Regions from separate parts of the Homo sapiens genome. Here region 1 is linked to region 2. The links are chromatin contacts, found by Hi-C in ENCODE. All regions are on one chromosome and are shown on one strand. The core of a region is the stretch at or near the end of the contact, and the rest is flanking DNA. Distances in the headings are between cores, read along the strand shown.

Region 1 (6,172 bases), core at 3,278-5,777, 1.8 Mb before region 2:
AGCCTCTCAAGTAGCTGGGACTACAGACATGCACCACCACACCTGGCTAACTTTTATTTTTGTAGAGACAGGATCTCGCTATGTTGCCCAGGCTGGTCTTGAACTCTTGGACTCAAGTGATCCTCTCACCACAGCCTCCCAAAGTGCTGGGATTACAGGCATGAGACACAGTACCTAGCCTCCTTAGTAATTCTTTACCAAAGGTCTTTAGTGACAGTAAATTTTCTAGATCCCATTTGTCTGAAATGTCTTTATTTTGCACTCAACCTTTGTTTTTTGTTTTTGTTTTTGTTTTTTATAGAGATCAGTTTTCATTATGTTGCCCAGATTGGAGTGCAGTGGTTATTCACAGGTGTGATCATCGCATACTACTGCCTAGAACTCCTGAACTAAACAATCCTCCTGCTCCAGCCTCCCAAGTTGCTGAGACTACAGGCACATGCCACCACACCCAGCTTAGTTTGCACTCAATCTTAAATGATCATTTGACATTACAGAATTCTAAAAGCCCCCAAATACAATATTGAAAACCAGATACAACCCAAATGTCTATCAACAGCTGAATGGATAAATCCATTGTTATATAGTCATACAATGAAATACTCAGCAATAAAAAAGAATCAACTACTGGTATACACAATAACATGGATGAATTACAGAAACACTATGCTGAGTGAAAGAAGCTAGACATGAGTACATACTGTATTATTTCTTTTTTCTTTTTTTTTTTTTTAAGACGTGGTCTCGCTCTGTCACCCAGGCTGGAGTGCAGTGGCATGATCATGGCTCACTGCAGCCTCAACCTCCCAGGCTCAAGTGATCCTCCCACCTCAGCCTCCCAAGTAGCTGGGACTACTGGCGCATGCCACCATGCCTGGCTAATTTTTATATATTTTGTAGAGATGGGGTTTTGTTATGTTGCCCAGGCTGGTCTCAAACTCCTGGGCTCAAGTGATCCTGCCTCCTCAACCTCCCAAAGTGCTGGGATTACAGGTATGAGCCTCTGTACCTGGCCTGTATTATTTATTTTACTTGAAATTTTAGGAGAGATGAAGTTAATCTATAACTACTGGTTATCTATTGTTGTATCTGGATGACTTTGAGGCATCCAGATGCAGCAATGGATAAGTCAAGACTGCAGTCTCACCTGAAGGCTGGACTGAGGGTCTGTTTCCAAGCTCACTCGTGTAGTTGTTGGCAGGACTCAGTGCCTCACACGTTGTCAGACTGAGTTCCTTAATTCTTCACTGGGTGTAGGCCAGAGGCCTCCTTCACTCAGTTCCTTGCCACAGTGTTCTCTTCAAAGGACAGCTTATAACGTACAGCTAGGTTCCTACAGAGTGAATGATTGAGAGAGAGCAAGATAGAAGCCAGCCTTTTGTTAACCTAATCCTGAAAGTGACATCCATCATTTTTGTCATACTCGTTTCATTAGAACTCACTAAGTCCAGCCCACATTCAAAGGTTTGAAGACCAGAAAATGGGATCACTGGACATCTTACAGGTCAAACTTAATTTTAATAGTAATGTTTTACATGTAACAATGCAGAATGACCATGAATAGTATGCATTTTTAGAAGGCTCATGCACTAAAACTCTCATCTTTTGGTTAATGCCTAAAATTCCAGGGAGCTTTGACCTTTCAGTTTAAGGATTTAATTAGTAAAATATAGATTATTTAAGGTAAATTTCCTTTTGGGCCTGAGTAATAGTACTGGTTACCGTTAAAAAATGTGGGGGTTGGGGCATTGACCCCCCTGCACAGTTGAAAATCCACAGATAACTTTTGACTACCCCAAAACTTAACTACTAATAGCCTACTATTGACCAGAAGCCTTGCAGATAACTAGTTGATTAATACATATTTTATATGTTGTATATATTATATATTGCATTCTTACAATAAACGAGAAAAGAAAATTTTAAGAGAATCATAAGGAAGAGAAGTGGAAGTGGATCATCATAAAGGTCTTCATCCTTGTCTTCATGTTAAGTAAGCTGAGGAGGAAGAGGAGGGGTTGGTCTTTCTGTCCAGGGGTGGTGGAGGCAGAAGAAAATCACTGCATAAGTGAAACTTCCCAGTTCAAACCCGTGTTGTTCAAGGGTCAACTGTATTGTATATACTATATATACCTAAAATTAAATATACTGTATTTGCCCTAAATCCACTTCAGATAAAGAAGATAGGCAAAGAATATGGCAAACCTGGTAAGCCCACGTAAAAACACTTCTTTTTTTTTTGGCCTATGGTAGATTTGTTGATAGACCAGCTCAATCTTCTCATATTATAACTATGTACTGACAATTTTAGTATCTTACGTTTGTTTCTTGACCTTAGATTGTATATGAGTTGGTTTTCTCCTTTTTTTTTTTCTTTACTTGAAAGGGCCATGCTTGCAAGTGAGTATTAGACATTGCATGATTTTCTAATATTCTCTCCAGTTTTCTACACCTACCTCTGTCATCTTAATTTCTATTTTCATGCATTTGCTCAAATTAAAGATGTGGAGATTAAATGAATGAATACATGTAAAGCACGTAGATTAGTATCCAGCAGATATTAAGTGGCCAATACTATTATGATTGATGCTGTTGTTCTTTGATGCTTTGATCTCCACAACCTACATCCAATTGGTTCACTTTCCTTCTACACGATTTGTCTCCTCCTCAAATCTAACCTTTCTCTTCTGTTCATCTTCTTACATAGTCTCACTGCTACTTGGCCCTACTAAAATTTATTTTTGCTTCTTACCACATTTGCCACAAATGTTGATATAAACCATTTCCATTCTTCTGAGATGTATCACCTACTTACAGAGGTTATTATCTACCCAAAATCTTCTCTTCTTCACTCCACTTGAACATACTTGCATTCACATTCTCCTCTCTGTTTCAGATATCAACTCTTTCCTCCTGGCTCAAAGGAAGGTGCATTCTTTTCTGACTACACCCACATCTCTGTTTATTATCCAGTTCAGTTAGCATTAGGCTCGGCTGCAAATAGAAAAATCCTTAATTAACAGTGGCTTTTAACAAGGTGTTTCCATCAGGTGAAAAATCTAGAAGGCGGCTCTTGAGGGCTCATAGGGCAGCTCCACAAGTTGATTTTTCCATCTCACTGCTATGCCATCTCTAAAGCATGCCTTCATCCTTATGGCACAAACTTGCCGCCTGAAAACCAGCGAACCCAACTTTCCAGGAAGTAAAATGCACTTTAAAAGATCAGGAGGGCTGGGCGAGGTCGTTTAGGCCTATAATCCCAGCACTGTAATCCCAGCACTTTGAGAGGCCGAGGCGGGTGAATCACCTGAAGGCAGGAGTTCAAGACCAGCCTGCCCAACATGGTGAAACCCCGTCTCTACTAAAAATACAAAAAAAAAATTAGCCAGGAATGGTGGCGGGCGCCTGTAATCTCAGCTACTCAGGAGGCTGAAGCAGGAGAATCGCTTGAACCCGGGAGGCGGAGGTTGCAGTGACCCAAGATTGCGCCATTGCACTCCACCCTGGGCGACAGAGCAAGACTCCGTCTCCAAAAAAAAAAGTCAGGGACGGCCTCCTCTCTTTTAGATGCCGTCCCTAAAGACATGCACACAATTTATACCTAATTGGCTAAAACGTAGTCACATAGCCACATTTGGCTGCAAGAGAGACTATAAAATAAGCTATTTTAAGCTGGGAAGCAGTGTGTCCATCGACACAGTGTTCTGTGACTTTAAATAAAAAATTGGTTTTCTGTCATGAAGTAGAGACTAGGTTTGGTGAGGCACTCATTCATCCTTTCTCACCTCCAACAATAATTTGCGTTTACTTATTTTTTCAACCCCTTCCCATCCCCTCAAACATAGTTCTCTACCTTTTATCTCAAAAGATAACCAAAGAAACCTCTTGATTCTGGTCATACTCTTCCTTTCACTGTGACAATAACAACAACAACAACAACAACAAAACCTTATTCTTCTCCTTTACAATTTCTTTAACGTTTTTTTCTTTTCTGCTATTCCCAATCCCTAAACACCATCTCACGTTTAGATTATACAGCTTTCCACTTCGTCTCCCAGTTCCTGCGAGCACCTTATATCCCTTTTACCCCAACCAAGTCCTTAAATTTTATTTATAGTTAGCGTCACAATACACGAGTAAATATTGTCTTTCTTTAAAAAGCACAAATATCTCAAACTTCTCCCTTGGACATACCAATGGCTACATTAAGCTCTTTAGAACGTAGAAATGAAAGAACGCCTCCCGGGTTCAAACGATTCTACTAAACAAATGAAAGAACGAATGGCATGTAAGTGCGTTTTTACAATTCATGTGAACGGGTACGCTAAGACCCTCTGTCACTGCGGGCTTCGCCGCCCCGATGAAGGTCTTTCCCAGCAAAAATCTGGCTTGCCTTCTACAGCTCTGAAATGCACACTTAAACCCAGGCCCTTTGTCTCTGACCGCCCTGGCCTGAACTGGCTGGGCGGAGATTCTCGCGAATTCTCGGATCTGCGCGGAAAACGCGCTCGAGGCAGTTCTCTGACGCATTTCCGGAGCGCCAGGGAAGAGGGAAGTCGTGGTGGTCGCGAGGGAGCCGGAAAGATGGTGGTTACCAGATCTGCACGGGCTAAGGCCAGCATCCAAGCCGCGTCGGCTGAAAGTTCCGGGCAAAAGGTAGGAAATCCAGTCTTCCCTACTTCTCGCCGCTTCGCAGAGCCGCGCTCAGGCAGGCGGGGCGGCGCAAGGGTCCGGTTAAGGGTGAGGACCTGCCGACAGAGAGGACCCGAGCTTGCCGCGCGCTTGGGTCTCCCAGGCCCCGTGCTAAGCCTGTCACGGAAACTGTTTAGCCTTCACCACTGTCTCTTAAGGCAATTTTTAGTATGGAAGAGAGGTTAGATAACTTTATTTGGGTCGTTCAACTCCTTAATGCAGAAGCACAGTTCGAACTTTTAAACCTTACTGTTAACACGGTACCAAGGAGGGTTAATTTCGGCCACCATGCACAAGCCCCATTTAGGGGGGCTGGAAAAAAAGCTTCGTTTTCACGTGGGGAGGCTGGCAGCTGTCCAGCATCACCTCCTTAAGGCGTGAGGAGGGCTGTGGTGTCGTCGCCTGGTGACTCTTAGTGGCGTTAGTCGGCTGTCTCATTCTGACTCAGCGATGCAGGGAACGGAGCGGCGGCGATTTTTTCCTGTACGTAAAGGTAAGGGCGGCGACTGATTCCATCAGTGTGTTCCTAAACACATCGGTGTTCAGAGTTAATATTCCCTTTCTCCCCTCTTCTATAGGTGGGTCAGAATGTTGGTCTACCCATTATATTTGACTTTAAACAGAAAAATTTTAATCGTTCTGCTTCTGAAGTTACATCTAGGAAGGATGAGGCTAGTGAAGTAAATGCAGGGTTGGCTCCAGTGTTTAAATTTTGATTTTTTTGTTTGTTTGTTTTTGATTCGGAGTCTTGCTCTGTCGCCCAGGCTAGAGTGCAGTGGCGCAGCCTCGGCTCACTGCAACTTCTGCCTCCCGGATTCCAACAATTCTTCTGCCTCAGGCTCCTGAGTAGTTGGGATTACAGGTGCGCACCAACACGCCCCGCTAATTTTTTTACTTTGAGTAGAGATGGGGTTTCACTATGTTGGCCAAGCTGTCTCGAACTCCTGACCTCGTGATCCACCTGCCTCGGCCTCCCAGAGTGCTGGGATTACAGCCGTAAGCCACCGCGCCCGGCCAAATTTTGATTTTTTAAAAATCATGAGTTGGGCAGGTTTTTTTGTTTTTTGTTTTAAAGGTAATCTTGTTTACTGGGTTTTAGCTTTTGGGGTCAGTATTTCATTTGCTTTGCCCTTGTTCCAGCCCTACCTAAATTACAGTGTGTTTTCTCTGGTTTGCAGAGTTTTGCTGCTAATGGGATTCAAGCGCATCCAGAAAGTAGTACTGGATCTGATGCCCGAACTACTGCTGAATCACAGACCACTGGGAAGCAAAGTTTAATCCCTAGAACTCCTAAAGCTAGAAAGAGGAAGAGCAGAACTACAGGCTCACTACCAAAGGGGACTGAACCATCTACGGATGGAGAAACCTCTGAGGCAGAGTCAAATTATTCTGTGTCTGAGCACCATGATACCATTTTAAGGGTAACTAGGAGAAGGCAGATCTTAATTGCATGCTCCCCAGTGTCCAGTGTTAGGAAAAA
Region 2 (6,532 bases), core at 3,631-6,130:
AAAACTCAGCACTAAACATTTATTGAGCACATACTATGTACTAAGCACTGGGAACATAAAGATGACTAAAACATAATACCTATCCTCAGGGAGTTTATAGTATAGTAGGGAAGCCAGGTCTGAAAATTAAAGTGTGTGATATATTTAATAGCATAAGTAAATTTTGTTCAGGGACAGACAAAAGAGGAGACCTCACAGAGGGCATGAAAACCCAATGGGATTTTAAAGACTGAGTAAGAGCTGGTTAGGGAACTAAGGCAAGGTAAGTAAGTGCCTGGCTCCATGTTCCTTACAAAGATATGTGTGAGTGTGGAACTATATGTTGGTCAGCACAGAGTACTGAGAGGGTGCGAAGTGGCAGATGAAGCTGCAGAGATAAAGATGAATAAGAGGCAAAGAGCTTAACTGTACCCTACAGTGAAAGAGGAGTCATAAAATTGTGTGTGCTGAACCTCTATTAACCTCAGTAGGGAAGGCACCAGGCTCCAGAGGCTGAAGAGACCCAGAGCCAGCAAACAAGATATGGGCTTTTATTAGGGGCTTACATACAGGGGAGAGAGTCCAGTGGTGGCAGGCTGGACAAGATATCCACCTTACCTACAGTCCAGTGGTGGTGGACTGAGCAGGAAAACTGCAAACCCTTGCAAACAGCATGGAAGTTTATACAGCATTTTCACTTAACCCCCTTCCTTTAATGTCCTCCACCTGGCAACCTTCATACAACCCTAACCCAGGGCTTCAATCCCCTTTACAGCCTGTGTTCCACAGTATGGGCCCAGGAGCTCAGATGTTCCTCACAGACAAGGAACGAATCTCTGGGATGGCGACTCCCAGATTCCCTAGCTCGCAACACACGCAGGTACATCCACCATACAGGGTCATTTTAAGTGTATGCCTACATTATTGCTATCAGGTGTGTTTGCCCTGCAAATGGTTTGAAACAATGGCAAATTTATTTTTCAAAATATATAAATTTGTGTAGAAGAGGAGTTAGATGAAAATGAGAATGAAGATGAGAAAACTACCGCACAGATGAATGAAGCCAGGAGAGGATCAATGGTGATAAAGATGGGATAAAATTAAAATATATTTACGTAATAAAATTGGCACGAGTTGGTAAAATTGGCAGGGAAGGAATAACTTGGCTCTTTCTCATATTTGGATAACTAGGTGCTAGTGATACTACCAATCTGCTAGTCAAACTCCCCTCCTCTACTCCAGACATATTTCCAGTTGTTTCCTGGATATAGCTTGCTGGACATTCATTATACACCTCCCTTTCAGGCAAGATCAGGCTTGTTCAGGGTGGTATGGTAGTAGCCTACATGTTTCCCTTTCAAATGTCCTAAGATTTGGGGCCATTTTCAATGCTTCCTTTTCCCTGTTCCCCAGCATGTCATCAGTCACCAAGCCTATCAATTGTTCCATTTCCACTGCCATTATGTATCCCTGGACTATAAAATCTCCCAGCTGGTCTCCTTGTTTCCAATTTTCCTTTCCTTAAATTCCAGATTCAAAATGTGTTAATTCCCTATTTTAAAAACACCGATGGTTCTCCACTCCTTCTAGATACATCACAAACATTTCACTGGAGAAAGAAAGCCCCTGTGATCCAGTCTTAGTCTACCCATTCACCCTTACCTACTGTCACTTTGATTGCCTGCCATGCAATCTCCTTCCGAATAAAGCTACCAAATTTATTTATTACTTATATGTGGCCCTGGTTTGTACCACATGCCCCTACATCCTAATCACATCTGAATGGACAATGGGCTAAACCAAGGTTAGCCACTGGCCAATGCAGTAATCAAGCAGGAGAACTTGAGCAAAGATGTTCTATAATAAACATGAACCAACTGATGGCACTGAAGAGCATTCTTAAGCAAATCTATGGTAGAAAAAGAAATGGGTAAGGAGAGAAGAGGAGATGAAGGTACAAAGTTAACTGGAAGATCAGTTTACTGTAGAGGAGGCAGACTGCTTGGGTTCATATTCTGGTTATGTGACCCTGGGCAAGTCATTTGAAAGTCTCTGGAGCCAGATTGCCAAGGTTCTTATTCTGACTCCACCACTTTTTTTTTTTTTTTTTGAGACAGAGTCTTGTTCTGACGCCCAGACTGGAGGGCAGTGGCTTGATCTCAGCTCACTGCAATCTCCACCTCCCCGGTTCAAACAATTCTCCTGCCTCAGCCTCCCAAGTAGCTGGGACTATAGGTGCCACCATCATTTCTTTTTTAACATTCAGTTTCCTCTTGTGTTAAATGAGAATAACAAGACTTACCTCACAGGATTCATGAGAGAAGTAAGTAAAACATTTCATGTAAGCCCAGTGTATAGCAAATAGTAGGATGGCAATAAGTATTAGTGTTTTTTTTTTACCACTGCCCTGAATAACAGTCCATTTGTCAATGTGGTCTTATTGTATGACTGTTACCATATCCCAAACAACTTTCCAGTTCTACATTGGAGCTGGCTTTTTGACAGCTAAAACTGTCTCCCACTTTTCCTCACTTCTCTACATATCTTGTCACGTCAGGTAACCTAGGAGTGTCTCTGTTCCTTACTATTTGGCAGAGTCTAATACGACTTGCTTTCTCAAAATCAATCAAGCTCTTTCAAATTTCTGTGCTTCCATAAAAGTTATTCCCCTTGTTTAGATATCCTCTACCTCTCCCTTCCCAATCTTTACCTAATCAATTCTTAACCAATCCCTAAGAGCTCACTCAAATGTCACCCTATAAAGTCTTCCCAACTCACCCCACCACAACTATCACTTTTATTTAGCCATTTCCTCTCTCACTAGAGTGTAAGGACAAACAACAAAGCAATGTTTTATTAACGTTTATTACTTAAGACCTAGTACCGGGCTAGGTACGTGGTCAGTGCTAGATACTTCATTAGTATTTGTAGAATAAATAAATGACATTGCTATGCTTGGAGAAAATTAATTTAGTATAGCATTTAAGGTGGTTGGGTGAGCATTTTGTTTTGTTTTGTTTTAAAAAAAAACCTTGCTACATCTATTTTTCTTTGTTTATAATAAGAATTTGAGAGTTCTGAGTCCTACCCTCAGTTGTAACTAAGATAAGGATAAATTGTTCACTAGCAATACTTTAACCTCATTTTCTTCATATAAATTAGATGTGTTACCCTAGAAACGTTAACAACTTTAGTATTATTTTTTCCATCTTTTTCATCAGTCCCTCCCTGGTAGAGACAAAGTAGCTTCCCCAGTAGATAGTCCCAAATTAAAGGGATTTTTTTTTTACTTTGATAAATTCTGTTTATAGCTATCGGAGCCTTAAGTATGGGTGAGTTTTTGACAGAAAGCACTTCAAAATGTAGAATCCTGGCTGGGCGCAGTGGCTCACGCCTGTAATCCCAGCATTTTGGGAGGCCGAGGCGGGCGGATCACTTGTGGTCACGAGTTCGTGACTAGCCTGGCCAACATGATGAAATCCCGTCTCTACTAAAAATACAAAAATTAGCCGGGCGTGGTGGCGCGTGCCTGTAATCCCAGCTACTCGGGAGGTTGAGGCAGGAGAATGGCTTGAACCCGGGAGGTGGAGGTTGCAGTGAGCCGAGATCGCGCCACGGCGCTCCAGCCTGGGCGACAGAGCGAGACTCCGTCTCCAAAAAAAAAAAAGTAGAATGCTGCACAACTTTTAATTATTAGTAATTATGTTTACCTCAGTGGTTCTCATAGTCACCCTAGCCAGCAGCATTAGCATCACTTGGGGCCTTGTTAGAAATGGAAAATTTCAGTGATGCCCACCCAAGTTTAAGAATCAATGTCTTGCTGGAAATGTAAATTAGCTAGGTCATATTTCTAAGCTTCAATTTCTTTGTAAGCTGAAATTACTTTAGCTGGATTCCCAATAACCCGAGAAGGATATCCATGAGGCTTACAAAGGTTAAATGTCAGGAAGACCCTCCATTTGCTTTGGTCCTCACAGGAGCTGAGAGTTGCTGGGAGCTACAGAGAGCTCTAGGTGGAGAGAGGAATCCAGGTCGCAATCAGGAAGCATTTCTGGTAAATTGTTTAAAGAGACCTCAGAAGAGACCTCCAAGACTATAGTATTGTTCTTTCCTCATTTCAAATAATCGTTTTCCTAATTTTATTATTTTTCTTAAAATAGTATAAGCTTATTTTAAAAATTGTGTAAGTTTCAGGACCTGGATCCACCCGACCTTAGTGATTGGAAACAACTAAGCGTGCCTGTGTTGAGATATTTCTAGCAAACTAGTGCTGCACACGACTAAGCTTTTTTTGTTTTCCTTTTGAATCTGGTACATGGTGTCGAGGTGCTCGGGATTGTTTATTCAGGGCGAGCGAAGCCACTTTTCGGAATAGTGGGGAGACTGGCTAACGACCCGCAGTCGCCTGAGGCGAGGAGAACCAAGTGCTGAGGGAGGGGGAGGCAGAGCCGAAAGAAGCCTCAGCTTCGGGGCGGAGGTGGGCGATTTAGGAACTGAAGCAGCCAGAGTTCCCGCCTCCTCCTACCTGAGCAAATCCTGGCTGAGCTGCTCCGACACCGTCGCCTTCAGCCGGCGCCGCTCACACGGCCCCTTCCTTTGCAACCCCTTACTGCAAACTCCAGCGGACCCCAGAAGTACCATGGGGGCCGCACTGCCTTCCCCACAGCGAGCCATGTCTCACAGAGGTACGACGCCCTGGAGGCCCAGTACTTGGCCTCACTTGCCCCGCCCAGGAGGAAGAAGGGGGCGTTTCCGACCGAACGCTCGGCTCCTACCCAAATCCGCCCCCTAGGGTAAAAGGTTGACGCCTCTCGTCGGTTTGTAGACAGTCTCCCAGAGAAGCCGGACCGCGGTGGGGAGCCTCAGAATCCCAGAACCGAGCCGGCTCTTGACCCAGGAAGAGCGTGCGCAGGCGTACTCGCTCTGTTTACTTCTGCCGGCGGGCACCCCGCCTCCCATGGCTCAGGCGCGGACCATCCCGCGGGGCAAACCAATCCTCAGGCTCCTTATCCCCTCCCCTCTTCTTTCCCTTCCGGTTGGTGTTCATTCATTTCAATGTTTTACTGAGGCTCGAGTTCAAATCAGCACATGCAGCCTTTCTATGCTGTGTCTTCCTGACAGGTCTACACTTTTTTCCAACGAAAGACTGGGCGAGTCACACCCCCTCACTTACCTGGCTTCTTAACCCTGAGGTATAAATGTTTGGGGCAAGAAAAATTGGCGATGGGAGGAGTAGGGGAAGAACTTCATAAACTGCCAGTCAGAACAATTCTGAGTTCAATATAAGAGATACTTACAGCATCTAGAAGGCCCCATCCCCTTCTTATCCAAGGAGTGGCTCATACAAGCTTTTGGACTTGATCGGAGAAAGCACAGGGCTTTGCATATAAAGCCCTAACATTTATGACCAAGAAGGGAGAAATAGGTAAGGGGCAAAGTCTTTGAGCAGTGAAGTGATGGATGGATGAAATATAGAATTCTCTTTTGTCCCAAATAAAGTAGCAAACTGATTATCATTTAAGGTTTTGGTATTTTTTATTTGATTACTGCCTCCAAAATAAGGAAACTCAGTAGTTCCGCTTCGGGCCGGGCAAGTCCCATCTACTTGGGAAGCGAGGCGGAATGATGGCTTGAGCCCGGGAGGTCGAGGCTGCAGTGAGCCATGATTGCACCACTGCACTCCAGCCTGAACAGCACAGCAAGACCCTGTCTCAAAAAAAAAAAAAAAAAAAAAAATCTGTTTCATTCACAAACTCTACACACAAGGTGAAGAATAGTAATTGCTTGGAAAATACATTGGCCAGGTTGCGGTGGCTCACACCTGTAATCCCAGCACTTTGGGAAGCCAAGGCGGGAGGATCACTTGAGCCCAGGAATTAGAGACCAGCCTGGGCAACATAAGGAGACCCTGTCTCTACCAAACAAAAAAAAAAAAAAAGGAGGCGGGGAGGGGAATATATGGACTTTGTATTTGTACCATAAGATTGGCCAAGAGGTAACCATTTCTTCAGATAATGCCCCCTCTCAAATATTCAGACATCTTAATTCTGAAAAATATAACTGGATAATTGATTTTTTAAAATTAATTCCCAAATGCTTGGATGGATAATTGATTCTTAATTATTCCTGTAGAAACGAGGGGTGTCAAAGATAACATAATAGTAGCTTATATTTGAATCCTTATTATGTGATAAACGCTACTCTATTTGCTCTGTGTGTTTTAACTCAGTTAATCCTTACAACAACCATTTAGCTAGGTACTGTCTTCAGACCTATTTACAGATGAGGAAGCTGAGGCATACAAAGGATAGGTAAACTTGGCCAAGGTCACACAATGTCATATATCACACTATAATATATGGTGTGTTACACCATAATAATGGTGTATTATAACCCAGGCAGTATTTATATTTTGACTGGCAAATTTAGTCAATTTACATATACTTTTCGTAGGAATGTAAATTGGTGCAGCCATTATGGAAAACAGTATGGAGGTTCCTCAAAAAATTAAAAATAGGACTATGACATGACCCAGCAAACCCTCTTCAGGTAT

What was found. A loop is a pair of places that touch in the nucleus more often than their neighbours do. Pooled maps may share reads with other maps.
Region 1: a loop to region 2 is called in a pooled map, with 15 times the contacts of the local background. The contact joins the promoter of DNTTIP2 here to the promoter of BTBD8 in region 2. A Hi-C loop is called at or near these places in 4 of 50 pooled maps.

What each region holds. Positions count from the first base shown.
Region 1 is chr1:93,877,561-93,883,732 of GRCh38, reverse strand. DNTTIP2 (deoxynucleotidyltransferase terminal interacting protein 2) reads left to right here and starts at 4,527. Exons shown (of 7, transcript NM_014597.5): 1 at 4,527-4,656; 2 at 5,871-6,172. The coding sequence starts at 4,585. RefSeq lists enhancers at 3,705-4,520, 4,372-4,801.
Region 2 is chr1:92,078,693-92,085,224 of GRCh38, reverse strand. It overlaps BTBD8 (BTB domain containing 8), which reads right to left and starts at 4,880. Exons shown (of 18, transcript NM_001376131.1): 1 at 4,505-4,880. The coding sequence starts at 4,653. RefSeq lists an enhancer at 2,940-3,607.